Regions from separate parts of the Homo sapiens genome. Here all the other regions are linked to region 1. A link is a loop called in an ENCODE intact Hi-C map of the cell type or tissue named here. Cell type or tissue: PC-9. All regions are shown on one strand. Links, peaks and the distances in the headings refer to the core of each region. The heading gives the core; the rest is flanking DNA. Region 1 has its middle 18 kb from the start of EIF3D. Region 2 overlaps IFT27 (intraflagellar transport 27). Region 3 overlaps NCF4 (neutrophil cytosolic factor 4). Region 4 overlaps LOC107985576 (a long non-coding RNA gene). Region 5 overlaps CACNG2 (calcium voltage-gated channel auxiliary subunit gamma 2). Region 6 has its middle 7.2 kb from the start of KCTD17.

The links. Hi-C counts contacts between places; a loop is a spot of excess contacts. Peaks named below come from ENCODE experiments on the same cell type or tissue, not always from the same donor. Only the 100,000 strongest peaks of a DNase experiment are listed, where the experiment ranks them.
Region 2: it touches region 1 in a loop (7-fold over the local background); 26 of 110 quality-filtered maps call a loop at or near these places.
Region 3: it touches region 1 in a loop (5-fold over the local background); 4 of 110 quality-filtered maps call a loop at or near these places.
Region 4: it touches region 1 in a loop (7-fold over the local background); 3 of 110 quality-filtered maps call a loop at or near these places.
Region 5: a loop joins it to region 1, with 5 times the contacts of the local background. A loop is called at or near these places in 3 of 110 quality-filtered maps.
Region 6: it touches region 1 in a loop (8-fold over the local background); 6 of 110 quality-filtered maps call a loop at or near these places.

What each region holds. Positions count from the first base shown.
Region 1 is chr22:36,544,208-36,549,134 of GRCh38, forward strand. No RefSeq gene overlaps it. Among named protein-coding and RNA genes, the nearest start is that of EIF3D, 18 kb to the left of the region's middle. RefSeq lists a silencer at 195-489. In PC-9, for the core only: CTCF peaks have their summits at 2,240 (motif pointing right) and 2,440; DNase peaks (open chromatin) are centred at 2,234 and 2,974; H3K4me3 peaks cover 557 bases; H3K27ac peaks cover 404 bases.
Region 2 is chr22:36,754,836-36,759,762 of GRCh38, forward strand. It overlaps IFT27 (intraflagellar transport 27), which reads right to left. Exons shown (of 7, transcript NM_001177701.3): 7 at 3,376-3,574. The coding sequence ends at 3,476. The region is part of intron 2 of CACNG2-DT (CACNG2 divergent transcript); the gene reads left to right. Among named protein-coding and RNA genes, the nearest start is that of IFT27, 19 kb to the right of the region's middle. In PC-9, for the core only: CTCF peaks have their summits at 2,933 (motif pointing right) and 3,135; a DNase peak (open chromatin) is centred at 2,936; H3K27me3 peaks cover 1,186 bases.
Region 3 is chr22:36,871,713-36,875,712 of GRCh38, forward strand. NCF4 (neutrophil cytosolic factor 4) reads left to right here. Exons shown (of 10, transcript NM_000631.5): 7 at 615-713; 8 at 3,941-4,000. Among named protein-coding and RNA genes, the nearest start is that of NCF4-AS1, 3.3 kb to the left of the region's middle. RefSeq lists an enhancer at 81-619. In PC-9, for the core only: CTCF peaks have their summits at 137, 2,063 (motif pointing right) and 2,265; DNase peaks (open chromatin) are centred at 269, 2,189 and 2,769; H3K4me3 peaks cover 556 bases; H3K27ac peaks cover 3,354 bases.
Region 4 is chr22:37,256,923-37,261,849 of GRCh38, forward strand. LOC107985576 (a long non-coding RNA gene) reads right to left here. Exons shown (of 3, transcript XR_001755534.1): 3 at 2,550-2,794. Among named protein-coding and RNA genes, the nearest start is that of RAC2, 15 kb to the left of the region's middle. RefSeq lists an enhancer at 3,679-4,218. In PC-9, for the core only: CTCF peaks have their summits at 2,976 (motif pointing left), 3,178, 4,156 (motif pointing left) and 4,357; no DNase peak of the experiment used is centred there.
Region 5 is chr22:36,657,478-36,661,477 of GRCh38, forward strand. All of the region lies in intron 1 of CACNG2 (calcium voltage-gated channel auxiliary subunit gamma 2), which reads right to left. Among named protein-coding and RNA genes, the nearest start is that of CACNG2, 44 kb to the right of the region's middle. In PC-9, for the core only: no CTCF peak of the experiment used is centred there; DNase peaks (open chromatin) are centred at 2,434 and 2,724; H3K4me3 peaks cover 1,387 bases; H3K27ac peaks cover 2,490 bases.
Region 6 is chr22:37,042,096-37,047,022 of GRCh38, forward strand. No RefSeq gene overlaps it. Among named protein-coding and RNA genes, the nearest start is that of KCTD17, 7.2 kb to the right of the region's middle. RefSeq lists an enhancer at 1,630-2,543. In PC-9, for the core only: CTCF peaks have their summits at 2,181, 2,385, 4,076 (motif pointing right) and 4,275; DNase peaks (open chromatin) are centred at 2,106 and 2,726; H3K27ac peaks cover 330 bases.

The DNA of each region.
Region 1 (4,927 bases), core at 492-4,491:
ACCGGGCTGGCCTTCCTGCGATACGAGAAGAAGCTGGAGCTGAATAGGAGTTGCCCCCTTGGCCAGGGGCTCTCTACTTTGCCTCAGTCCCCACTACTCCCTATTGCACCAGATTCAAACTTCTTCATAGTCATGCATGTTTGCCGCTGGGGCCTGTGGGAGTTTGCTGATAAGTTGCAGTGCAATGCTGTGGGTGCTGTGAGAGCACGATGAGCAATAATAACTCAGCCTTGGGCAGTCAGGAAAAGCTTCCCAAGGGAGGCGAAGTCACAGCTGCTTCTCTATAAAACCTGCAGATGCTGCTGAACACCCTCATCTTTATGGCTCAAGGACATGAATAAAGGACGCAAAGTCAGAGCTCACGAGGAATCTCTGGCATAAAGCGACTGAGGCCCAGTGACTTATCTCGGGTCACACAGCCTGCTGATGGCAGAAGTGGGGCTAGAACTAGGATTACCAACCAGAAACCTTTTTGGACTACTTTCCCTAGAACCAGAGCTGTCAACCAGAAACAGTTCTGGGCCACTCTACCTCCCCTGTCTCTGGATTCCTCGGGAGTTAGGAGGATTTGTACTCTGGAATCTTAGACTTGAGTCCTGTCTCTGCCATTTACTTGCAGTATGACCTCAGATGAGTCACTTCCTTTCCTTGAACCTCAGTTTCCTCATCTGTAAGGTAGAGCTAAGGATTCTGACCTCAAAGGAGTGTTCTGAGGGCCAAACGTTGGGAAAGTGGACAGGAGGCAATCTCAGACATCTCATTAGCTCAAGAGGACTCTAGATACCTGAGGGTCATTATGACTGTTGACAAGTAGCCACCTTCTCCCAAGAGATTTTGTTACCATCTGTTTAACAGTGACCTTGAAGGGGATCCATCCCCCACTTTGCCCTTGCCAGTCCCTTAAAGGAGCACGCATGGCCTTTGGTCAGGCTTGGACCCTGGAAGGGAATGCTTTGGGATTCTCTGACTTTGGGTGTGAACTGGGCCCTGGATGCAGAGCCCAAGGGTTCCCCTCTCCTGGGAGGCTCCAAGGTCACAGCGAGTACTAGGGTAGAGTTGGGAAGGAAGCAGAATTTCCTGGGCAAAAGAAATGTCAATAATTCTTTTGTTTTCTTCAAGGCATCTACCTGCCTATCTGGGGCTCCCCTTAAATCCCATGTCTGTGGCTGGAACTATTGAGACTCTCCTACTTTGAGGAGGTCCCACTGTCCTGAGTTCAAATCCTGACTTTTCTCCTTATTAGTTGAGTGTGACTTTGGTTGGACAAGATTTCAAATTCCTCTAAACTCCAATGTCCTCATCTACAAAATGGGCCTCTTAAGAGTACACATTTGGTAAGGTTTAGTGGGAATTAAGTGAGATTATGTGTGAAAGGGTTTAGCACAGTGTAGAGCTCAGTCAATGCCCGTTATTACTGTGATTGGAAATTAGAATGATTGCCACCCATCGTGTTTGTATAACACTTGACCATTTCTGAACTTATGCTTCTCTTACGCCATTTGATCTTCGCAATGACTCTTTGAGGTGGCCGGTGCAGGGATCATGACCTCATTGCACAGATGAGACAACTGGAGCTCAGAGAAGGCAACCGTCTACTCAAGGTCACACAGCTTGAGTATGGCAGAGTGGCAGAGCCAAGTTCACTTCTTGTTCTTTTTTTTTAAGATGGAGTCCGGCTCTGTTGCCCAGGCTAGAGTGTAGTGGCATGGTCTTGGCTCACTGCAACCTCCGCCTCCCGGGTTCAAGCGATTTCCTGCTAATTTTTGTATTTTTAGTAGAGAAGGGGTTTCACCATGTTGGCTAGGCTGGTCTTGAACCCCTCACCTCAAGTGATCCACCCGCCTCGGCCTCTCAAAGTGCTAGGATTACAGGCGTGAGCCACCACACCTGATCTCAAGTCTTCTGAGATGAAGATTAAACAGCACCTTCCACAGGGTCAGACCGGACGAGACAAGACCAGGCTTTGACCACGTGGTTGGGTTGTTCCCTGGGTGCTTCATATCTCCCAAAAACTCCTTGATAGAAATAATCCACAATGCTGTTTCAAACCCTTTTTGCCTCTGTTTATGCTCTGAGCCTGTACCACCTCTAGGGGCGAAGAAACTTCTCCTTTCTCCGTGGCGTCAAACGGACTTTTCCTTGTATTTGTCCTAAAGGGACCTCAGCAGCCCCTCCCCGTTGGGTCCGTCAAAGCACTCTGCCAGAAGGTCTGTGTGTTCTTCAGTGTGGGCACATGATGGCGCTGCTCCACAACGCATGAAAAATCAGGCCCAACCCACCCCTCACCCCCCGCCCCCCGGACTGCATTTCAACGCATCAAAGATCAATTAAACACCTACTATGTGCAAGTGACTGTGATTGCTCCGGGGAGGGCTTCAGTTATTCAATACTGTTATGTTTAGCTATATTAATAATAGCCGTAATAACATCGGTACAGGGCTTCATAGTTTATCGAGCAATTTACGTGGATTATCTGGTTCTATCTGCCAAGCAGTCCTGATGCGTTAGATCGGGTGGGTCTTTCTGTCCCACTTGAGGAGGAAACTGAGGCACGGAGGGTGACAGAACTTATGTAAAGGCACGGGGGAGAGAGGCACATGGTAGGCATTTGATGAATTATAGGTGGTGGATGGAATGAGGCAGACCCAGGCATCTATCTCCTCCAGGTTGTTATTCATCAGTGAGGGCCGGGATTGTATCTTATTTGTCTTTCCATCCCCACTCCTAGCACGGCTTCTGATTGAGGGCTTCCACAGACCTCTGTGGCAGGGAGAGGAGAGGCAGGGGGATTCCCTGTAGGCTGCAATGCCGAACAGCTCCTGGAAGGCTCTCTGAGGGTGTGCAGGCTGAGAGAGGTGGCTTCTGGGCTGGAGACTGCAAAGAGAGGAGGTCACTGCCTTCACCGTGTAGCATTTGCAGGACATGAATGACTCACCGTAATTCAGCTCCTGAAGGCACCAAGTAGCTGAGTGGTCAGGATGATTCATTCATTCATTCAACAAACGTTTTCTGAGTGCCTGTTACATGCTAAGCATTAAGAATGCAGGTATGCAAACACAGCCTCTGTCCCCCTGGAGCTTCCAGAGCAGTGGAGGAGATGGAGGGCAAAGAGCTAGCAATGCGGTTTGGTTTGAGTTGCCCAGAAGTCTGTACTGAGTGCCACGGGGTAACCAAGTCTAGTGGCACAGTGTGAAGGCTACAAGAGGGGGAGATGTTTTGCAGGATTTGAAGGATGAAATGAATTTGCAGATAACCAGACAAAGAAAGGTGCATGAGGACTGGGGGAAGGAAAGCATCAGGGGCAGTGGGGTATGTACGGGCAGGAGCTGTCAAAGGGCGTCAGTCATGTGTTTGAGGATGGGTAACAGATGCAGTAGGAAAGACAGTGGTACCAGCAGGGAGGGCCTTGAAAGCTATTCTGAGGACTGTGAATTGCATCTTGTATTTGTCAGGGAATCACCATGCTGGGAGCTCTGCTAGGAGCTCAGAGTTCCATGGAGAAGGTGGGCAAAGAGAGGCCCATCACTCATGTTTACTGAGCCTTGACTATTTCGTGGTGCTAAGCACTTCTTGGGCCTTGGTTTATTGTCTGTCTTATAAGGCAGGTACTGTGATCATCCCCATTTTATACACGAGTAAACTGAGACTTGGGATACTGACATAAGTTTTTCCCAAGGTCATAAAACTGGTACTAGTGGAGTCAGGACTTGTCTTTTTTGTTTTTTAATGGTCACCTTTACTAAAGCTGAAGTGTATGGGTTTTTCACGGATGGGGTACAAAATTCAAAAGGCTCAAAAAGTCCCAAGTGAGGTTGCTCTTCTTTTTTTTTTTTTTTGGGATGGATTCTCGCTCTGTTGCCCAGGCTGGAGTGTAGTGGGATGATCTTGGCTCACTGCAACCTCTGCCTCCTGGGTTCAAGCGATTCTCCTGTCTCAGCCTCCTGAGTAGCTGGGACTACAGGCACATGCCACCACGTCTGGCTAATTTTTTTGTATTTTTTAGCAGAGACAGGGTTTCACCATGTTGGTCAGGCTGGTCTTGAACTCCTGACCTCGTGATCTGCCCACCTTGGCCTCCCTCCCTCCCCAGAGGTGACTACTCTTACACTTTCTTGTGTTTTTTATTTTCTAGAGACTTTGCCTGTTTGTTTTGTGAGAGGTGTTTTATATAGACATAAGCACAAAAAGCAAGACAAGACAAGTGCCTGTTAACTACAAACATGGGCTTTGGGAAGAGCCAGTGTGGGTTTAGATCTTGACTTTTTCTGAGAGCCTGACAAGTGTCACCATTAAATGCTGGTTTGGACAAAGGGTGGGCGGGCTTGGAGGGTGGGATGAGGATGGCAGGGGGTAGGGACGTGGACATCAAGAGGTCTGTGTGCACAAGTGTGACTGTGTGGGCCTGGACTGGGGGTGAGGTGATCAGATGGGGACAGGAAATGGGGACTGCAGAGGCCTGGTGAGAGACAGAGCAGGGACGAGGCAGGGGAGAGCGGCTGCTGCGGGGCTGTCATAGCCGGCAGGCGTTTGGCAGGGCAGAAGGCACAGTAAGAGGAAGAGAGGCAGCCTGCGGGCTTGGCTTGGGACAGCCTCTCTAAGGCTCGTGCTGACTCTCGAGCAGTTCCAGCTCAGCAGGCCATGCACACGAACCAGGAAGCTGGGTGGACTGGGCTGGGAAGGAGGCCATGGGCTCAGGAGCCCGGGAGATCTGGTCCCAGTGCCCAGTGGGGATTCTGGGCAAGCCAATTCCTCTCCAGGCATCTGTGCGGGTCAGCGCCACACGGAAGCCCCTCGTCCCTGTTGATCTTCACTGTAGAGGGAGAGGCAGGGAAAGGCTTGGGAGATGCCGGGCTGGGATGGGCTAGGGGCTTGGAATGCCTGCCCAGAGGTTTTCAGGGCGGCATCTCAGCAAGTGTCCACAGTGTGC
Region 2 (4,927 bases), core at 450-4,449, 210 kb after region 1:
AGGGATTGGCACATAGTAGGTGCTCAGCAACTGCTTGATTCAAGCATTCATTCAGCAAATGCCTTCTTTCAGGAATAAAATCTGCAGACGCAGCATGCATTTTGTCAATGTTTGCTCATTGAGAGTGGGTTCTTTAGGCAAGTGAAGTAATTAATAGCCACTTGTTAGGTTCCCAAATAGTGCTGGGCACTGTGAGGATGTAAAATCTCTGATGTCCGGCTGGGCGCGGTGGCTTACGCCCGTAATCCCAGCATTTTGGGAGGCAGAGGTGGGTGGATCACCTGAGGACAGGTGTTCAAGACCAGCCTGGCCAACATAGAGAAACCCCATCCCTACTAAAAAATACAAAAATTAGCCAGGCGTGGTGGTGCATGTCTGTAATCCCAGCTACTCGGAAGGCTGAGGCAGGAGAATTGCTTGAACCTGGGAGGCAGAGGTGCGGTGAGCCAAGATTGCACCATTGCACTCCAGCCTGGGTGACAGAACGAGACTCTCAAAAAAAAAAAAAAAAAAAAGCTCTGATGTCCATCCACCTCTGGCTTCCTGTTGCCTTTGGAATAAAATAGAAATTCCTCCCACTGTGGACCCTCCCTATCTCACCTTCCTCTCCTTCCCCGGCACACACCAGGGTATGTCTTCACCGGCCTTAAGTTCCTCCATGTTCCAAGCTTGTTCGTGCCTCAGGGCCTTTGCACTTGCTGACCTTCTTGCTGAATCTCAGTGCAAATGTCCCTTCTTCTCATAGTCCTTCCTATCCCCCCAAACCAGTTACCCCACAAATCAACACCCATCTCAGCTCCGTTTTGTCATCTGCACTGCCTCAAATTATCTTGATCATTTATTTACTTGTAGAACCAGTTTATTGGAGAATCTCGAATCCATGGGCTCTGAAACAAAACCATTTTACTTTTTCCTAATTACTTTTTTCCATCAAGCTCTGCAGAGGTCCCCTTCCTGCTGGGTCTTCCTAGCAGGCTGATCCCGACACGTTTCAGACCATCCTAGTCACTGAAAGGCAGGCCAGGCCAGCTCAAAGCTTCCAAAGTGTTTGTTCAAATCTCTTTTCCAGAAGGGTGGGGAGGGGAGCAAGATCTTTTCTTCCTCTCTCTGGAGTAACTTGGAACAGAGGGGCCAGGGAGGAGCTGCGTGTCTTCTCCACAGGCCTCCTCTGGGTCTGGTTCCATCTGTTATCTCCGTGGTGGCAGGGGGTGGGGGAGGTACTTGGTTGTTTTGGGGCTGAGCCTCCTCTGTTGCTGGGGTCTCCTCAGGAAGGGGCAGCCACATTCCCCTCCAGCCCTGCCAGGGGAAGAGGCCCCCTGCCCTTTTCCAGGTAGGAAACAGCTCCCTTTGTCAGTACCTGGCTGGCTGGTCACATGACTCCACTCCATGTGGGTCCTTCTAGGAGCCTTCCGTGGAACACCCGTGCCGCCCTTCCAGACGCGGTCCTTGCTTTTCCCACTGCTGGTGCAGGCTTCTCCCCAAGCCTCTCCCCATGGAACGCCCCCCAGAGGGGACCAAACAGCTCTGGGGATGTGTGCTGAGCTTCCCAAGGGTGCCCTCGCCACCCTGTGCTGCAGCTGGCACCAGGTTTCTGCAGCTCAGAGAGCATCCGGCTGGGGGTGTGGTGCCAGCCCCCTCTTCCTGGCAGCATCCTGTCTCAGGAGGATCCTCTTGGGCCTCCTTCCCTTGGCGGGGCAAGGGGGTGATGGGGGGGGCACCCACTCACCAACACAGTGGCCACCCTCACTCCCATCTCTCTTGACCATTCCAATCTTATACAGACAGGGAGGAGTGGGGAGTAGGGGGAAGGGGAGCTCACAGCAGCAGGACCAATTCTTCCGCCTCTACTAGGGCCATGGGGAAGGGGGCTGGCCCTAAGCTTCCATGATCTCTTTAGGAGGTGGTTTATTTAGCATCTTTGTCCACAGCTGTGGCCCTGGTAACCAATTCTGGGGCAACCGGAAATGTCCCCGCTGCATCCCCTTGGTTATGGTGAGCCTTCCCTTTTGGAACATGTGACACGAAACCAGCAGCCTGGCGTTGCTAGTGCCTAGGAAAATGCCCGGCAAATGGTAGGCCCTTGGTAACTACTTGCTGAAGGCATGACGCGGCCGCTACAGTGGCTTCATGTTGAGTAACAGGAAAAGAAGGGGGACGCGAGAGCCTGACCTTGGCTGACACCGTGTGCCCAGATGCCCTGCACACCCGTTACTTCACTTCTCACAGTGACCTTGAGAGGCAGCCTAACCCCCACCTGCTCCCAGCCAAGCTCGGGAGGAGGCAGAAGAGGACGGCGGCTGGGAGCCGGGCTCTGGCGTCCACGATCGTGGCTCGGCCACCCCTTGGCTAAGTGTCTTAATTCTCTGACTCCAGCTCCTCATTTGTAAAAGGGGGATGGTAAGACTCTGCACTGTAAGGACTAAATTAGCGAATATATGACATGTGCTTAGCTCATGTAGAGACATGGCAGGTCGTAAACAGGAACCAGGGCAATTTCCATTATTGCCATTATCACTGGGACAGGCCCAGGTCCGTCCACCCCAACGCTGGCACTCTGCATGACACCCCTAGCTCCTGTGGAGGGAGAGTGATGAAGTCCTCTGGGGCACGGGGGCTGAAAGAAGCCGAGACCCCTGGGGGAAGGTGACAGTCAGGGAAGGCCTTGGATGCCAGACCTTGGCCGGCATCCTGATGTAAAAGGTGGTGAGGCACCTCTGTGGGTCTTTAATCAGGGGAGTGAGACGATGAAAGTGGTGTTTTAGAAGATTAATCTGGCAGCAGAGACAGGATGGAGAACAGTCAAGCTCAGTGCAAATAATGATGCCAGCTGCCCAGCTCCCCGAGGCAGGCAGGAGCCCTGGCCTCCCTGCGCTCAGCCTTCCCTGCAGCCATAGAGGCTGGACCTGCCACCAAGAGACAGGCACCAAGGAAGGCCGGCAGAGGGCACTGTTCTGCCAGTGACAGGAACTACCTCCAGGGAGGTCTGGCATCTGGCTAGCCAGGAGCAAGCAGCAGAACGGACTCTGTCAGAATAAGGGGGCCATCAGCCCCATCTCAGCCTTGGGACAGGTTCTGAGCTGGGCATTTCAGCTGTGGGAAACCGTAAGCAAACGCTGGGCCAGGCCCTTTCAATACCCACTGCGGGCTTCGCTTTTGCAGTGGGAGGCCCTTTAAGGAGCCGGTGCACCCTGCCGCGCAGTGGGCAGGACCACCCCCTCGAGCAAGGCGACGTCCCGAAGCACCAGCCTCACAGAAGGGAGGGCCAGGGTCCCAAGTGGGGCTCCCGGCTGCCCTGGAACCGGCAGTGACGCAGTGGCCAAAGTGTACAGTGGAACTAGGGCCACCCAGGCCAAGAGTGGAAGGAGCTGCTGCTTCGACATTTTCTCCTAATTTTATTTAAAGCCATCATTATATATTAAAAGAGCAGAGGTAATTCTGTCTTCTCCGGTTGTGCAGCACGATCTGCTCCAGCTCGTCATGCCAGGGCCCGGAAAACCTCCACCTTCTCCCGGTACAGCTGGTGGAACTGCTTGGCAAGGCAGTGGAAAGGGGCTTCGAAGTTTTCCATCTCTTTCTGGAAAGACAGTTTAAAAAGTTGGCTGTGTTCTTTTAGAAGGGTCAGAGGGCCAGCTCTCACTCAATGCTTCCCTCATTCGGGGGCTACCTACTTTCCACCTCATTTCATCTTCACGCCCTTCGAGGTAGCCACTTTCATGGATGCCAGTTTTACAAGAAGGAAACTCAGATGGAGTCAGGTAACTCAGAGATGAAGGTACCTTGCAGGAAGCCACACACCTTGTGAATGGTGGAGCTGGGGCCTGAACCCATGTCTGTTTCTACAAAGCCTGTGCTTTTAGTTGCAGTCACTGTACGTGTGACGAGATGTGAAAATGACACCTTTCCTCAGTTTTGACTGAGGCTCCAAAGGCCAAAGCAAAATACCAAGGAACCTGGAGCCCCCCATCCCGAAGAAGAGCTAGACAGCATGGGGCACCCTCTTCCTAGGCTGGTGCTGGACCCAGGCCTGGGAGGAATCGAGGTGAGGTGGTGGCTGGGCAAGCCAGGAGAGGGCTACCAATGAGACGGCCTCGCTGCCTCCTTTGTCAAACTAAACGGCTGCAGCAGCACTTCCCTGAACCAGCGGGGGCCAAGTGGAGCCAGCCTGGTGCTGTCTTAAGGGGGCTCGGCTGGGACCGCCTCCAGGAGGGTGACGGGTCCCAATAAGAATGAACAGCCAGGAACTGGGGCTGCAGGAGGAGTGAGGGGGGACCACCTGTGAGAAGCAGCCTGCAGGTGAGACAGCGCCACTGATGGGGTGGGGAGGGGCATCTCAGAGGCGCCCATGGGGCACCAGCCGGATCCACCCAGCAGGTGTGGAGTGGGCCACGACAGACCCCAGCAAACACGCTGCACTCCTGGCTCCGGTCTCTCCCTCCCGAAGACTGTGAGAGGAGGTGCCACTTTAAATCAAGTTCAGAATTTTGACAATCACCCAGGGCTGGGCACTTTAATACCTGAAATCGTGAATATCTTTGTGACTAAAGGAGCCCAAAAGAATTTTTGTTACCTGAGAGAGAAAAGAGAAGTTCAGGAACTTGCCCTAGATTTTATCTAAGCGGTGGAAAAAACGGGCCCCTCCAGGGTGCACAGGGACAGGCTGGAGGGCAAAGGAAATGGCGCCCTCTCTCTTAACAGCCACTCTCACTCTGTTGGGTGCACGTGTGCATTCAAAAACTTTCTCAGAAAAAAGTTGGCAGAAAAAGGAATGTACTACTTTCAAGACAGCAGCTCAAGCTATGAATGCACTAAGAACCTGTTTTGAGACGATCCCTGGCAGCTGGCAAAAGTGCAACCTTGAGAAGAGGCCGTGAAATATCCCCAACGAAACAGAAGGATTTCCAAACTGAAGAACGTTGCAGAAGGCATC
Region 3 (4,000 bases), core at 1-4,000, 330 kb after region 1:
ACCCCCGCCCCCACGCTGGCCAGGCTCTCACACTGTGGGCATCTGCCTTGGCCCACCTGCCAGCCACTGGGCCTCTCCTGCTGGGTGCTGCTGTGTGCCTGGGACAGTGCTGGGCACCAGGAGGAAGGAAGGGGTTACAGCCTCAGCCTCTGCCACTGGGGGTCCCCCGAGCCCAGCTAAGGGGAGGGCATGTGACCAGCGTGCGGAGCCAGAGGAGAATGCTTCCATCCCTACGCTCATCCGGACAGTTTACCTGGGCCTCCTCTGAGTCAGCCCTGCCTTAGGCATGGAAGCTGCAGAGATGACTCAGACAAGGCCCAGCCCACGATGAAGCCTGGGGACCAGGGTGGGTGCTCAGCCCAGAGAGTTCGAACCCTTCCCTGTGTGCTCACCCCCACCAGGTTTGGAAGGAGCACCCATCCTGGAGTCAGGGAGACCTGGGTTCAATTCCCAGCTCCTCCACTAAAAAATGGGGTGGCCTCAGAGAAGTCGCTTATTCTCCCCAAGCCTCAGTTTCTACATCTGTAAAATGGGAGACTAAAGTATGTAAGGCACTTCTATAGGAACTCAGTGAGTGTTCTCTCCTTCCCTCCTTACTGCACGCTTCTCCTCAGGCTCTATTTGACTTCACTGGAAACAGCAAACTGGAGCTGAATTTCAAAGCTGGAGATGTGATCTTCCTCCTCAGTCGGATCAACAAAGACTGGCTGGAGGTGAGTTCAGAAGTGAGGATGGAGGTGAGATTGAAGGTGAGGTTGGAGGGAAATTAAAAGTGAAGATAGAGGTGAGGGTGGAAGTGCAATTGGAGGTGAGGATGAAGGTGAGGGTGGAGGTGAGATTGGAGGTGAGGATGGAGGTAAGAGTGGAGGTGAGGATGGAGGTGAGATTGGAGGTGAGGATGAAGGTGAGATTGGAGGTGAGGGTGGAGGTAAGAGTGGAGATGAGATTGGAGGTGAGGATGGAGGTGAGATTGGAGGTAAGGTTGGAGGTGAGATTGGAGGTGAGGTTGGAGGTGAGATTGGAGATGAGATTGGAGGTGAGGATGGAGGTGAGGGTGGAGATGAGGGTGAAGGTGAGGATGGAGATTGAGGGTGGAGATGAGGGTGAAGGTGAGGATGGAGGTAAGGGTGGACGTGAGGATGGGGGTGAGACTGGCAGTAAGGTTGGAGGTGAGGATGGAGGTGAGATTGGAGGTGAGGGTGGAGGTGAGACTGGAGGTGAGGATGGAGGTGAGATTGGAGGTGAGATTGGAGGTGAGGGTGGAGGTAAGGGTGGAGGCGAGAGTGGAGGTGAGGATGGAGGTGAGACTGGAGGTGAGATTGGAGGTGAGGATGGAGGTGAGATTGGAGGTAAGGTTGGAGGTGAGGATGGAGGTGAGATTGGAGGTGAGGATGGAGGTGAGCGTGGAGGTGAGATTGGAGGTAAGATTAGAGGTGAAGATAGAAATGAGAATGGAAGTGGGATTGGAGGTGAGTTTAGAGGTAAAGATGGAGGTGAGGATAGAGGTGAGGAAGGTGAGTTTGCAGGTAAGGATGGAGGTAAGATTAGAGGTGAGGATGGGGGTGAGTTTGGAGTTGAGGATGAAGGTGAGGTTGGAAGTGAGGTTAGAGATGAGGTTGGAGATGAGGTTGGGAATAAGGATGGAGGTGAGGTTGGAGGTGAGGATGGAGGTGAGAATGCAGGTAAGGTTAGGCTGAGATTAGAGGTGAGGCTGGAGGTGAGGTTGCTTCAGGCATTGTATGCTTCAGAGACTGAGGATGGTCTCAGAAGGCCTCAGGGAAGAGATGCTATCTGAGGATAGCCCTGGAGATCCAGGCAGGTTGGGGAGCCTGCGGGAACAAAGCCTTTGGGGAGGCAGGTGTTCGGTGGCAGCAGAACATTCTTGGAGCTCATGCTTTGGTTCTGACCCTGAAAAATGGGTTGCTTAGGGCAAGTAAGTTAACCTACTGAGTTTAGTTTCTTGGTCTGTAATGGGTGTCTCAGCAGGGGCACTATTGACATTGGGGCCAGATGGTCCCTTGTGGGGTTGTCCTGAGCATTGCAGGCTGTTCAGCAATATCCCTGGCCTCTCCACTAGATGCCAGCAGCACTGCTAAATTGCACCAATCACATGGCTCTCCAGATATTTGCTCCTGAGGGGTGAAATCGCAACCACTTGTGTAATATGGGACAACAGTACATACCTTGCCCACAGCAGTAAAAGCTGCTGATGAAGAGTGTGAACTCAGAGTCAGCCTGTTTGGGCCATTTCCTAGCTCTGTTTTTCACTAGCTTTGTGGACCTTTGGAAACTTGCTCAAACTTGCGGTTTCCTTTTCTGTAAATGTTTCTTCATCGGCTTCCTGGAAAGGGTAAAGGAGGTGGTAGATGGCCAGGGCTCGCCCCAGAGCCTGGGTGTGCGGCGCCTGGCCAGGTACTAGGGTCATTAGGAGACTTAAATGAAACTTCAAAGCCAGGGACTTTCCCAGTCACTGCTTTGTCCCTGTGTGGCCCACAGAAGGGCTGTGTTCTGACTCAGTGAGTGGAGGTGGGAAGTGGCTGTGTTGGGCCTTGGCCTGGGACCAGCCTTTTGTATTAGGTCCTGTCTTCAGACTTAGTGCTCCTGTGGGGAGTGTTGAAGGAGGTTCTGGGACAGGCCCAGAGGCAGGGTCAGCCCCCAGGGGTCCCAGGACCTTTAAGAGTTGGGTTGGGTCCCTAGCGTCCAGGCCCTGGAGAGGAGCTAGTAGTGACCACTGGTTTAGCCAGTTTAGCAGTTTCCATTTTACCCTAATCATAGATCTCCATCTCAGGAACTCAGGGCTCTTACAGAGGCCTGAGGAGTATCTCTGGGCCACTTTCCAGAAATAGAAAACATGTATTGCCTTCCTGTTTTCCGGAAAGTCCTACTTATCAGTATGCTGGCTAACTTCTGGCCTCAGGTTGAAGGTGGGGGCAGAGGGGCAGGGAGGGGACCACTTTGAGCCTTGGTTAATATGTTTGTAAAATGGCATGTAAATAATCCATGTTCCATAGGGTCGTTGTGAAGATGAACAGAACACGTGCCCAAAGCCCAGGCCATGGCCGGGTCTGGGTCTGATTTCTGGCTACTTGGTCTAGAGTAGAGGCACAGTTGTATCTGATGAATGAATGAGTGAGTGAGCGGGATCAGCAGCAGGCCCTTCCTCACCCCTCATCCTCTTCCTCCCCTGTTCTATTTTCCTCTGTAACACCTGCTGCCATCTGACTCACTGGATAGGTCATTGTTCACAGCGCGCACAGCGTGTCATTCCCCATCATACTGGAAACTCCGTGGGGGCAAGGACTTATTATTATTTTTTTATTATTATTTTTTCTTTGAGACAGAGTTTCACTCTGGTTGCCCAGGCTGGAGTGCAATGGCGTGATCTCGGCTCACTGCAACCTCCACCTGCCAGGTTCAAGTGATTCTCCTGCTTCCGCCTCCCGAGTAGCTGGGATTACAGGCCCGCACCAACACGCTTGGCTAATTTGTATATGTTTAGTAGAGACAGGGTTTCACCAAGTTGGCCAGGCTGGTCTCGAACTACTGATCTCAAGTGATTCACCAGCTTCGGCCTCCCAAAGTGCTAGGATTACAGGTGTGAGCTACTGCGCCCGGCCCAAGGACTTTTATCTATTTTGAGAGCCCAGAGCCTGTCACGTGGCTGGTTCTCAAGAAGCCTTTGTTGAATGAATAAGTGAATGAGTGAGATAAAAGCAGCTTTCTATATAAATCCAGATTCTGGCATATTGTAAAACCCAAATATAAGCCTTCTTAGAAGTGACCAGCTCAGCGAACTTCCTCGCTTTCCCTCCTCCCTCTACAGAAGAAGACCCGGACCTCATCTGCCTTTCCCCATCACTAGAACGGGGCTGAGGGCTCTGAGGCGTGGCTCTGCTGCCTCTCCTCTCACCAGCATGGCATCCCTTCTCTTCCTCTGCAGGGCACTGTCCGGGGAGCCACGGGCATCTTCCCTCTCTCCTTCGTGAAGATCCTCAAAGAC
Region 4 (4,927 bases), core at 518-4,517, 710 kb after region 1:
CACTCAATTCCCCTTCCAGAGGCCACCTCTGTCACTGACGTATCTATGTCCCTCCAGAGATGTTCCAGTGGAAGAAAGCATTCTCCACTTCCTGTCTCTCATCCCAATCTGTCCTGCACCTTGTTGGTTTCCATTAACTATTTACCTTGAAGTTTGTCCCACATTCGTTGACGAAGAGCTTCCTCTATATGGACAGAATTCCATTGTGCAGACTTGCTAGAATTAATTTGATTAGTTCCTGTTGAAGGAAGGATAGGATTCCCCGCCTTTTGCTACCACGAGAAAGCTGCCATGAATAACAGCGCACACGTGCCATTTCGCCCAGATGCAAGTATCTGAAGGCAGCCTTCCCCAACAGGGGTTTGCTGGGTGACAGAATGGGTGCATCGGTGTCAAATGGCCCTCCACCAGGGTTGTATCTATCCATCCTCCCACCGGCGGTGTGTGGGAAAACTGGCTTCCCCACCAATACGGCGTTTCAGGCAATGTTCTTATTTATGACACCCCAGTAAGCAATAAATGACATTGCACCGGAGTTTTGATTTGCATTTCTTTTCCATAGGATAGGCATCTTTTTGGAGGGTTAAAAGCCATTGTGGCCAGGCACGGTGGCTCATGCCTGTAATCCCAGCACTTTGGATCGCTTGAGACCAGGAGTTCAAGACTTGGCTGGCCAACATGGAGAAACCCCATCTCGATTAAAAATACAAAAATTAGCCAGGCATGGTAGTAGGCGCCTGTAATCCTGGCTACTTGGGAGGCTGAGGGAGGAGAATCGCTTGAACCCAGGAGGTGGAGGTTGCAGTGAGCCGAGATCATGCAACGACGTTCCAGCCTGGGCAACAGAGAGAAACTCCACCTCAAAAAAAAAAAAAAAAAAAAAAAACCATTTGTATTTTCTTTTCCTGTAAACTGTGCCTTCATACCTTTTGCCTACTTTCTTATTCGGTGTTGGTCTTTTTGATTGATTTCCATGTTAGGGGGACTCACTTCTGGTCCATCACACAAGTTACAGCCATATGTTCCCAGGTGGCCACTGGCACTTTGGCTTAACTGATGGTGACTTGAGCCACGTGGACTTCTGCATATTTAAATAGTTTGGTTAATCAATCTTCTCTTTTATGGCTTCTGGGTTCTTTGTGATTTTTAGAAAGGTCTTTGCCATTCTGAAATTATATTTTTCAAACAGTTTACTATAGTTTCTTCTTATAGTTTTGTGGTTTCATTTGTTACACTGAATTATTTGACATGACTCATTATCCCATTGCACAGTGTAAGGTAGACTCAACTTTATAGTTTTACAGATGGCTACTGTAAACTAAAAATACAATTATAAGCCCTCCAACTGACTAAACAAACCACTTCTTGGCCAAAGGGACCTCAGAAAAACTTTTATTTTTATTTATTTATTTATTGAGACAGAGTCTCGCCCTGTCGCCCAGGCTGCAGTGCAGTGGCACTATCTCGGCTCACTGTAACCTCTGACTCCCATGTTCAAACCATTCTCCTGCCTCAGCCTCCTGAGTAGCTGGGATTACAGGCACCCACCACCACCACGCCCAGCTAATGTTTGCATTTTAGTAGAGACAGGGTTTCACCATGTTGGCTAGGCTGGTCTCGGACTTGTGACCTCAAGTGCTCCCCCTGCCTCTGCCTCCCAAATTGCTGGAATTACAAGCGTGAGCCACTGCACCTGGCCCAGAAAAACTTTTAAAACTGAGATCCCAACCGTGATGGAAGGGGAGGTCAGACACGCCTCATTATACACCTCCCTTTCGCAGTTGAGACACAACTGACCAGCAGTAATGTTAAAACAGAACCATAAATTAAAAAAAAAAAAAAGAACCATAATATGGACAGAACAGACTTTGTGGCAACACAATACCAAATTACAACCAGGACCTCAGGCCCTGCCAGGTGAGGGTGAGGTCACACACCCCACACTTAAACCGTGAACTCTGTCCTGCCTGCCACAAGGTGTTTCTTTTGCTCTGGCAGCTAAACAAGCCGCTGCCTCGAGATAAGCCAGATGAAATCAATCACAGCTCATCCAGGGCCCCTACGCTGAGCAACTGAGCCCCTGCTCCAGGCCCTAATTCCAGCCTTCATTAGAGAAGAGACTGATTTCAGTAGCTTTCTCCAGATCAGAAGACCACGGACCACGGACCAGTTCTGGCCGGTTTGCAGAAGCTCCGCGCCCGTGTTCCGAAGACCTTTAGCGGTATAGGGCCTAAGTGTAATGCATTTACATGTTAAGTCTCCACCCCAAAGTGAACATGGGTAGTATATCACATGCATGTTCTTTCAATATGCATCCGTCAGGGCCACCTTCATGAATATGCATAGCTCCTCCTGTAGCCTGTTGAATATGTATGTTTAGCCAACGCCTTTAGCATAAAGCTGCTACCCCAACCCCTCCTCTTTTGAAGTGCCTGTCTCTGGCCTCTGCCACATGCCATGTGCAGGATGGCCACCTTGCAGGCTGTAACTCTTTAAAGAAATAAAATCTCCTTTCTAAATATATAAATTGTGTGATTTTTTTTCCCAGTTAACAGTACCCATTGACCAACACAATTTACCCTGAACGTATATTCCTCCAGCGAGGCTCATACAAAACCTGGACGTGGATTTAAAACTAGTTCCCGGCAGGGCGGTGTTCTTGGTGCTTTTCCTCTCGGCCGCAGCTTCTGCCGCCCTCAGGGCCCCGTGGCTCCTCTCTCCGAAATATTTCATGAATCCGCCTCCTTCTCTCGCTCTCCACCTTGAGCTTCAGTTGAGAACTCCGCGTTTCTCCCTGGGAATGTAGAGATGCGTTAGTGCCGGGAGAGGGCGTTGCGAGATTTCCAGATTGCGCGTGGCATCCTGTCTTCCCCGTCGCTCTGGGACAAAGCCCCCTCCCCTTCCTACCCAACCAAATCCTCTTCCTACTGGACCTTGGGGTGCCCCCTCTAGGCCCTCAGCAGTCACCACTCACCCCCTCCCTTTCTTAGCCCAGTCCCAACCTTATCGTGGAAGGGTAGGAACAGAGTCCCAGCCCAGCCTGCCTGTCCACCTTCAGGCACCAAACACCCTGAGGTCTGCACCAGCCGTTGCTCTAGCCCAGCGGTCCCCAACCTTTTAGGCACTAGGGACTGGCTTCGTGGAAGACAATTTTTCCACGGATTTGGGGGGATGCTTTTGGGATGATGCAAACACATTTATTGTGCACTTTATTTCTATTATTAATTGTAATACATAATGAAATAATTACACAACTCACCATCATGTAGAATCAGTAGGACCCCTGAGCTTGTTTTCCTGCAACTAGACGGTCCCATCCGGGAGTGATGGGAGACAGTGACAGATCATCATCAGGCATTAGATTCTCATAAGGAGCCTGCAACCCAAATCCCTCGTATGCGCAGTTCACAACGGGGTTCATGCTCCCATGAGAATCTTATGCCACGGCTGATCTGACAGGAGACAGAGCTCAGGCAGTAATGCGAGCAACGAGGAGCAGCTGTAAATACAGATGAAGCTTCTCTGGGGACCCCTACGCTAGTCCACAGAGGCGGGAGAAGTGGAGCGGCTTCTCCTCTCCAAACAATGCACCCCTCCATCCCCATCTCATCTCCTCCCATGGGCAGGTCTTGGGCAAGGCTTCATTCTCACTAGAAAAATCACCCTCCCTCCCCCATGGCCTTCCGGCTCCTGCCTTTCTCCTGGAGCCCTGGACCCGGGTGTCCATCCTCCAGCTCTGGGTGGTCCAGGGGCTTCTGATGCTGGGCATCTGGACATGGAGGTTGTGGGGAAAGGTTCCTTGAATAGTCGGGGAGAAGGGTGGAGAAGATCGGCCCTTGCCAGCAAGTCCTCTGTCAGGCCAGCATCCCATGGTTAACAAGCTCGTTCTGGGTCCATTTCTCTGGGTAAATGGCAGTGTACAAATAGAAGTCCCTGCCCCCAGAGAGCTCACATTCCAGGTGGGAGACAGACAATAAACAAGCTAGCAACAAATACAATCACAGTGGCAGGTGGTGAAAGCGCCATGAAAAAATGACCAAGGAGCCTTCGCTCACACACTGGATTTCTTCTGGGCGCGAGCAGAAAAACCGGCGAATCCTGATCAAGAAGGCACCCTCTGGTGGCCATATGAGGAATAGGCCACAGTGACACCAGGGCGGACGCTGAGAGACCCGGTGGGGCCATGGCAGTGTCCAGGCAAGGGGACGGAGGCTTGGGCCAGGGAGGTGATGGTGGGAAGTGTAAGAAGTGGCTGGACGGAGAGTTGGTATTGTAGAGGCTTTAGGACTTGCTGAGGGAGTCAAGAATGATGTTGGGTTTCATTCTTAGCACCTTGGCGGATGGAGGCACCATTTAACTAGGAGGGGGTGGCCGCGGGAGGAGTGGGCTTAGAGCATCCAGGAATCAAGCTTCTGTCCTGGACATTTTGGGTGAGAAGCCTGTTGAACATGAAGCTGTTGAGTGTTTGGATAGAATATTCTGGAAAAGGGGAAGGGTCCAGGCTGGAGGCATAAGCGTGGAGTTGTCCCAACGTAGATGGCATTTGCTATTGACCGAGTGTTTACATCCCTGAGAACGTATATATTGAATTCATATGTTGAAAACTAATTCCAGCGTGATGGCATTTGAAGGAGAAGCCTTTGGGAGATGATTAGGTCATTAGGGAAGGGCCCTCGTAAGTGGGCTTGTCACCTTTATAATACAGGCCCTGAGAGCTAACTAGCCCCCTCCACCACGTGAGGATACAGTGACGAGTTCACCATCTATGAACCAGAAAGCAGGTCTCACCGGACATTGAATCTGCTGGCACCGTGGTCTTGGACTTCCCATGCTCCAGAACTCTGAGAAATGAGTTTCTGGGGTTGTTGTTTTGTTTTGTTTTTTGAGACATGGTCTCACTCTGTCGCCCAGGCTAGAGTGCAGTGGT
Region 5 (4,000 bases), core at 1-4,000, 110 kb after region 1:
GAAGAAGAGGTGTGCACGTTGCTCCAGGAGCCCGGCTGGAGGACACGGGGGCCGGAATTGCTTTTATTGGATAAATCTTCTCTGGATTGAGGAGTTCATCTTAAGAAATTTTTGATTCCTATGCTGGATAGGGCTGGACACTGGATCTACACTCTGTGCCTATAATTTTTAAAAACCTACAGAGTTTTCATTTTTATAAATCCTAGAACTTTTTTTTTTTCTGGATACAATAAGATTGGCCCGCAAATGGACAGTGGCGTAATGAGCAAAAGTGTCGTGAGGTCTGTGTGTTTCCTTTGCTATGGCTCAGGGAGTGGAGGCTTGTAGTTCCAGAATATTGAGTAGGCACAGAGAGCTCTGGAGCCCCCGGGAGCCAGGCAGGTAGTAAAATCCTAGTGTGGTTATGGTGCTGGGGCAAAGAAAATCTCCGTTCACTCCCAAGCTCTCCAGAGTGTCTGAGGCTGTAGAGAGGCTCACTGAGACTGTGAAGTGGGCACAGGCTTTGTGTCTTGGGGGATGAGCCTAGAGACTTTTCACTTCTGGGGGTTTGTCCAGTATGTTCCTCTAAGGTTGTCATAATAAGTGCATCATTACCAAGTATTACAGCAGGTACTGGTTTGCATCAGGGCTGCTGACGTTGTCTGTGGGCATTGTTAAGAAACCAATCTGGGAAACAAATCTGAACAAAGACCTCACAAAGCCACAGGAGTGAAAAAATAATGGCCCATGAACTTGAGTGGGGGCAGGTATAGAGGGAAAATACCCTAGTCTTTATTTGAAGGAAGATTGCCCGGAACTGTGAACTTTAGATCAAGACAAGAATCCAAGATCAAGGCAGATTCTACCTTATGATTAAGGGAAAGTCCTCCTCTCGCCAATAAGGGCAGGTAGTGACAGGCATCAGGGAGGCCATGGGGCCTGGGAGAGGGAAGAGGAGCAGAGAGAAGCACGCACTGCATGCTGGGCTTTTCACACATGAGAAAGCCTTAAAAATAACCCTCCAGTGGTTATTACTTCTCCCATTTTCTAGATAAGGATAATACAGCTCAGAAGCTAGATAATTTACTATCTCAGGGCTTCTAAGTGTTGGGGTGGGATTTAAGCCTGTCTTCCTCATCCATCTCTTTTTAAATTCCTTCCGTCCTTTATTCAACACATCTGTATCCAGCCCTTGCCCAGGTGCTGGGTACACTGCAGGGACCAAAGCAGGAATGTTCCTGCCCTCAGGGAGCTTTCAATCTGTGGGCATGATGACAGTGAACAAAGTAACAAACCATAATGTAATCACAGAGGGCAATAGTGCTCCAGGGGGAATAGGCGGGGTGTGGGGACAGGGCAAGAGTGTGCGGGGAAGGGACTCCTTAGGTTGGGTGGTCAGGACTGGCTCCCTGCAGAGACTGAAGATAAGATGGAGCCTGGTATTGGGGTGGGGACAGCAATGACGCTGGGAGGGAAGGAAGGGGTGTGCAGGTTATAGGAGCCGAGGGAGCGCCAGACGGTGGCTCTCCGAAGTGTATGTATGCCCTTTCACTCCAGCATGTGGCTTGGCAAGAGAAGCATTGGAGTCAGAGGAGGAAATACCACATTACACAGTGGGTAGGAAACTGACTGCCCTTAGAAGTCTAAGACGGTGTGGGCTGAAAATACCAACTGCTTCCCGCTAGGTGTAGGCACAGGCCTGCTGAGAGATTTCTATGGCATTATTAAGGGAAAGCGGGAGGGTGGGGGCTCTGTCCTCTTGTGGGTGAGGGCCTGGGCAGCAACTTGTCTTCCCACAGCACAAGCTCCGACCCTACCAAGTCAGAAAAGAGGCTGGGACAGGGCCACGTGGAGTCAGGGAGTGGGGAGAGGGCTGTCCCCCATGGCGACCCTGATGCTACTTCTCAGGGACGGGAAAGGAGAGGAAGGAGTGTGTTAACCAGGTCAAAGGCTGCTCCACAGTGAACACTGTGCTGTTTCACGTTACTTATTTCATGTGAGGAAACTGAGGCTCAGAGAGGCAAATTACCTTGCCCAAGTTCATGAATCCAGGAAGGGTATGCCGTGGAGTCTTCCTGGCTTCAAAACCCAGGTTCTCTCCTGTGACCCGGGCTGAGGGGCAGCAGATTACCTGGCCCCAGGAAGGAGTGGGGCCAAAGAAGCAGGACCTGGGGTGATTCTGGGGCCGGGGGAGGGAGGGAATGGCAGGGGTGGGATGGTGCGGGGACACAGGCACACAGGTGAAATGCTGATGTACTGAGATAGGCTTTGCTTGGGAGATCAGAAAGACCTGTGTTCAAATGCCAGCCTGTGCCAACTGCTGGAATTTAGCAGCCAGATGGAACACCTTGAATATCTGCGCGGCCCCTCCCCCAGCCTGCCACCCCCGAGAGGAGGCCCTCACAGCTCCTCTTGCCTCTGGCTGCCTGAGTAAGCAGTCCCCTAGAAGAGCCTGACTCATTCGCCTTGGCTCCCTGCCACCAGAGCTGCAGGGAGGACAGTAGCCCAGTGGCTGGTGGCTTCCAGCTTGCACTGACTGCCCAGCCTCCTCTGGGGAGCAGATGGGGACAATCCCCCCACGACTCTGCTCCTGGTACCCGCACAAGCCGGGGCCTCCCAGGTCAGCTCTCATTCCCTGGCACAGACCTGTCCCACCTTCTTGTATGTGGTTCTGTGTTTATGTGTCATTGTCCCTCACTAGGCCGTGAGCTCTTGCAGGGCAGGGATGCCTGAGTCATCTCCCGTCCCCAGTGCTCATGACAGGACTTGGCACCATGTAGGGGCTGCTCAGCAAATATTTGCCAAATTCCCTTCCAAATCAAACAGGAAATCCCCCTACCCTTGCCGGGGGGCAGTTGCTGGTGGAGCCGGGCCCGTGACCATGGCTTCTGCGGGCTGCTCACCCGGCTTCAGCCCTCCAGTGCCAGGCGCGCACAGGCATATGTCACATTTCAGCATTGTTTTCCTTCCGATGCTGCTTTCGATTGCTGGTTTTATTCCAGCCCATTCTCACTCTCTGTCTTGGAAAATCACAAGGCAACTCCACGCTGCTCCTGGAATTCTTGCCAATGTGATTCAAGAGGAATTGAGCACACTGCGCTGAGCTCCCCTCAACACAAAGACGCTGCTACTTTCAGTGTGGTGGCCTTCCTTCCACCAGCCTGGCCCCCCACCTTGCCCAGGTGAGGCGGGCGGGGCGGGGCAGCGTGTGCGCTTGGCTGTTTCACCCAGTTGTCACCCACAAAGTGCCCCAGTTGAAAGCACCCAGGGCTGGGAGGTGTGGGTTGTTAGATAAACGTGGAAGCAAGGTTGCCCCATAACAGCCCAGAGCCTTCCCTCATCCCAGTCCTCACTCACAACCTACTCTGCTAAAGTTTTTTAAATCATGGCTTCTTTACTAGCTATGTGACTTGGGATAAATGACTTACTCTCCTCTGTGCCTCAGTTTCCTCATGTGAAAAATGGAGACGATTGTTACAGGATTAAATGAGATACAGTGGCAGTACCCAGCACAGGGCTTGGTGTACTGTGGGCATTCAGTGACTTCTGGCTGTGATGCCAATGACCTGTGTCAGTGCCGGCACATGCTTTCTGAGTGCAGGCAGGTTCCTTGGTGCTAAGCCCTATTACCGTGAAATCAATCAACTCCGTGCTCGGACCCTCCCAGGCACACCGTTTGAGAGCAGGCTTGGATTCAGTCTCCTATCAGTCTCTAGAGGAGTCCGGAAGTGGAATGGGGAGCTGAGGCTGCCATGTACGTCGGAGGCAGTACCCGATGGGGTGTGACTCTCTGTAGCTCCTCCAAGCACCTGGGGAGCAACATTTACATGCAGCCTCCTGAGATCGCATGTTAGATGGAATCATATTTATTTCTTCCTTAGTCGGAGATTACACGGTGAAGTGGGAGAAGTGTGGACTTGCCCTCCCATCATGGCCATTTCTGGGCTGAGTGACATGGGACAAATCATCCAACTTCTCTCATGCTTATGGGAATGGGATGTCAGGAGGTTCAGTGTGGACT
Region 6 (4,927 bases), core at 414-4,413, 500 kb after region 1:
GCAGTTTACTTTCATATTTATTTATTTTTAATTTTTATTTTTTTTGAGATGGAGTCTCGCTCTGTCGCCCAGGCTGGAGTACAGTGGTGCAATCTTGGCTCACTGCAACCTCCACCTCCCGGGTTCAAACAATTCTCCTGCCTCAGCCTCCTGAGTAGCTGGGATTACAGGCATGTGCCACCACGCTCGGCTAATTTTTGTATGTTTAGTAGAAATGGGGTTTTATCATGCGGGCCAGGCTGGTCTCGAAGTCCTGACCTCAAGTGATCCGTCGGCCTCAGCCTCCCAAAGTCCTGGGATTACAGGCATGAGCCACCATGCCCAGCCTGTAGTTTACTTTCAAAAACAGTTCAGAAAAGTAACAAAGAAGGTGGGGAGAGAACAAAGGAAAGACTGTGTGAACACTTGGTGCGTCTGGTAAAGGCTCTACGGGATTTTTTACTATAATGTTTGCAACTTTTCTCTAAGCCTAAAATTATTTTCAAAGCGAAATGTTTTGTTGTTATTTCAATGCAGTTTTTTCTGATTTAGTTTCAGCTAGGGCTGCTCACTGACCCCACTTTCTTTTTTTTTTTTTTGAGATGGAGTCTCTCTCTGTTGCCCAGGCTGGAGTGCAGTGGCCCGATCTCAGTCACTGCAACCTCCACCTCCCGGGTTAAAGCAATTCTCGTGCTGGGATTACAGGCGCCACCAGGCCTGGCTACTTTTTGTATTTTTAGTAGAGACAGGGTTTCACCATATTGGCCAGGCTGGTCTCCAACTCCTGATCTCAAGTGATCCGCCCACCTCAGCCTCCCATAGTGCTGGGATTACAGGCATGAGCCACTGCGCCTGGCTGACCCCACATTCTAAAACAAGGTGAGGTGCTGGACTCTCGAAAGCATTTCTTGCTACTGAAGTGGTTAAGAGCTAGTCGTAGAACCCTACGACCACCCCCTGACCCACACCTCTCCTGCCCCCGGCAGAGATAGGAGAGCTGCCACCAGGAGCAGCAGGAAGGTAGAGGATGCTTTCTCTGGTGGCAGATGTTGGGGTGCTGTCCCATGGAGGAGGTGCATGGGGTGCCTCCCCTCTCCACAGGCTGAGTGAGAGGGCTTCAAGGAGGCCATCTGCGGAGCTTCACCCATGTGTCCTGGATTCTGGGGGTCTCAGAGGCTGGGTGGGCCCTTGCCTGGAAAAGCCTGCATCCTGCCAGCTGCTCCTTGCTGGGGTCAGGAGGCACATGTGCTGTGAGTCTTGTCAGGGTGGGGCCTGCCTGCAGGCTTTTCTGGGCCCAGCTGAGAGCTGGCCGAAAGGAGATGGCTTGGAGCTGTCCAGATGGGGAGTTGGTGCATGAGTGCACAGAGGCTGGAAGCGGGGTTGGGGAGTGGGTGGACGGTGGAACCCAGGAAGCTGATCCTTGGGGAGCATCCCAAGGGGCGAACCAGAGAAGACACTGCCCAGGAAGAGACCTGTAGTAGGAGCTACTCCCAGCAATGGGGGCACCAAAGAACCCTCAAAACAACCTGCCAGAAAACAAGGAGCCAGCTTGAAACATCTGCTCCGGCCACAGCAAAGCCACACCAGAGAACAAAGGACGCCAGGCAAGGAAAACCTTTCCTGCCCTTCCTTCTACCTGCATCCCCACTCCCTCGAGGGAGGAAACAGAGGGGGGATCAAAGGGTAGAAGGAGCTGGAGGACAGGCTGGGGCCAGAGCAGCACAGAGCACTCCTTGGGCTCCTCCTCTGTAAAGTGAGATCACGGCCACATCTCCCTGTTGGGTTACGATTAAAAGAGATCATCCACAAAAGTGCTTGGTGCAGTCCCTGGCACACGGAAGTACTCATAAACGTCCCTCTGGCAGCAGGGGCAGAGTCCACGGGGCCCAGGGGGACAGACGGTAGGTCCCTGGTTCTGTGCCATCAAGCTGTGGAATTACATGCATTGGAGCCAAGCAGACGTTGAGGCAGGAGAGGGGAGTCCTGGGGAGGGGAGGCTGGTGAGAGGCCGGCTGCCATGGCCTCAGTCCCAAGAGCTGAGCTTCTGCAAAAGGAATCAGCAGTAGCAGACACATAGGCAGGCAGGTGCTCTGGGGCTGCTGTCCAAGACACTCCCCAAGGACCTCAGCAGGCAGGCGCACCCCCTGCTGGTGAAGAGGAGTCTCCAGCCACTCTCCCGCCCAGTCAGGTCAGGCTGGGAGCGCGCTGAGCCCCACCCTGCTGGCTGAAGGGAGCCGAGCCCGGGGCCCAGGTGGTCCAGCAGGGACCCAAGGGGCCAGCATCACTGCCGCCCCCACTGCATCTTTGTGCAAATTAGAGAAGGCACCCTTTCCTCCAGACATTCCTGCCCTTCCTTCTACCCGCATCCCCACTCCCACCAGGGAGGAAACAGAGACGGGGTGGAGGGTAGAAGGAGCTGGAGGAGAGGCTGGGGCCAGACATTTCCAAACCTGTCACAAGTGCTGAGCTTTAGACTTTCAGAAACGAAGGAGACAGGGACTCTCCCCTGGAAGAGCTCACAGAGAGGGCCTGTAATGTCTGCAGACTCCAGGGTCACCGTCATATCATGAAAGGGTTGTCAAATATTCAGGTCTATGGACCCATATCTAGCCTCTCTGAGAATGATGCTTCCAGCCCAGGACCTAACACATAATAGATGCTCGGTGATAATGGCTAATATTCACTGTGTGCAATAGCACTAATAAGCATGAATTACATTACAATGTAAATATTGCAAACGGTTTGAAGAGGTTGCATAACTAACTAACAAGGTGTCATGAGTCAGGGTCCCAACCCGGAGTAGAGATTCAAACCCTGGGCCGTGGGCCTCTGGAAGCCTGATCTCATGTACCCATAGCTCTGGCTGGTCAGGAAACACTCTCTCTGATCGGATATGCCCGTTTCTCTCCTCAAGTGACCTGAAAAGGTGCAGAGGCTCAAAACCAAACACCCCCACATCAAGGATAAGTAACAGAATTGGCCCCAGGCAGTGATAGGATTGGATTTGACATAAAGAACAGAAAATGGCTGATCAGAATGTTCTGATGTGCTCAATCTGGGGAAGAGAACTGAAACCAAAAACCCAGCAGGGATGAATGACGTCTTAGTCATGGAACTGACAGGAGCTGTGAAACAGGCCACTCAGAAGTGAGGCAGAGACTGCTGCTAAGCTGAGAAGGTTCAAAACAGGACTCAGTGATGCGCTCAGGTGAGAACTTCAGGATGTATCTTGTGTTCTTTCAGCTCTATCTGGAGCAGAAAAAAAAAAAAAAACTCCTGGGCCATTCTAGGTCACAGAGGGGTGGGGGGGGTGACATGAGGAAATGACAGCCAGCCTGCTCTGGAGCTGGGGTCATCTAGGGTGGCCTTTCTCTCTACCTTTCCCTCCAACCCCAGGAAGGGGGAGTTGGTGGGCTTGGTTCTTCCCTGACCAAAGAGAAATGGATGTTTAAGGGGCAGCCTTTGCATCAGGCACTGATCTTGGGTCCAGGCAATGATAGACAGGGTGGCAGGACTGGCTTCACCAAAGCCAGCGTTCCCTGGTCTTCACACAGGTGGCCTGGCGAGTGCCCTCCACCTGCTAGCTCTTTAAATCCTCACAACAGCTGCAAGAGGTAAGCACTATTACTGTTCTTAATTTAGAAATGGGGAAACTGAGGTTCAGAGAGGTTAAATGACTTTGAAAAGTTACCCAACTGATAAACCACGAAGCCTTGGCTAGCATCCTTGTCTGGGGGCCTGTACCCCTTAACCATATCTCTGTTCTATTTCACTTTCAAGTGGAGTCCAGAGCCATATTAAAAAGCACTGAATGGGACGTGCGTGGTGGCTCATGCCCGTAATCCCCGCACTTTGGGAGGCTGAGGTGGGATGATCGCTTGAGGTCAGGAGTTCAAGACCAATCTGGCCAACATAGCGAGACCCCATCTTTAAAAAATGATAATAAAAAATAAAAATAAAAAGCACCAAAGCACCTGATCCCTAGTGGTCTTGTGGTTGGAGGGGGAATAAAAGAACGAAAGGAAAAAAAAAATACTTGAGGCTGCTCTTCCCAGAAGAAGACATCAGGGGGCGGTGTAACCAGCAGGCATTTGAAATCTGGCCCTCCTCCAGTTTAACCATCACCCTGAAAAGCAGCTAAGGAATGTCTGGAGTTTTATCATTATCCTCTGAATGAGGAAGACATGCAACAATCTATGCAGAGTGACAGTCCATGACTGCTGATACGGAATTCCATATTTTGTCCAAGCCTCCCAAACCCACCTACCCCAAACCAAAGCCTTCCCTAGGGCAGAGGCCACCTCTGGCAGCTTCACCTCTGTGTTTCAATGTCTGGTTTATATAGTGGGTACCCAGCAAGCCCAGCGATGGCCTGAATGCCAGGCCGGTTGTGGGGAGGGGCCAAGCATCCTTTTCAGAGGTGGGTGCACCTTTTCCCAACCCAAACATGGCTTCATCCGGACAAAGCCCAGGCACGGGCAGGGATATGGTGGCATCTGTCGGCTCTATTTAAGGGTCCCAGGTCTTGCCACCTGGCTGTTGGCTGTGGCCCTCGCCAGTGAGGTTGTGGCTTCAGATGGGAGCATTTTAGGAGCTTGCTGAGCAGAGCGCTGTGTCCAGGGATAGGTTGGGGTCTCTGTGGAAAGGACGGGGAGTGAGACTGGCCCAGACAAAGCCTTTCCCTCCATTTTGGGACCAAAGGTGCTGGCCAAGTCCCCACCTGGCACTCCAGGGCTGTATCTAAAAGGGCAGTGCCTGTGGGACGGCGGAGACCAGCCCTGCCCCAGGCTCAGACAGGCCTGTGTTGGACCAGCTGTGGGACTGCAGTTTTCTCATCTGTAATGTGCTGTCAAGAGCACCTGCCGCAAGGGTGCTGTGGGGTTCCATGGGAGGCTGGAGAGCAGAATGGTTATCAGCTGTGACTTCAGATCCAGCAAGACCAGGCTCT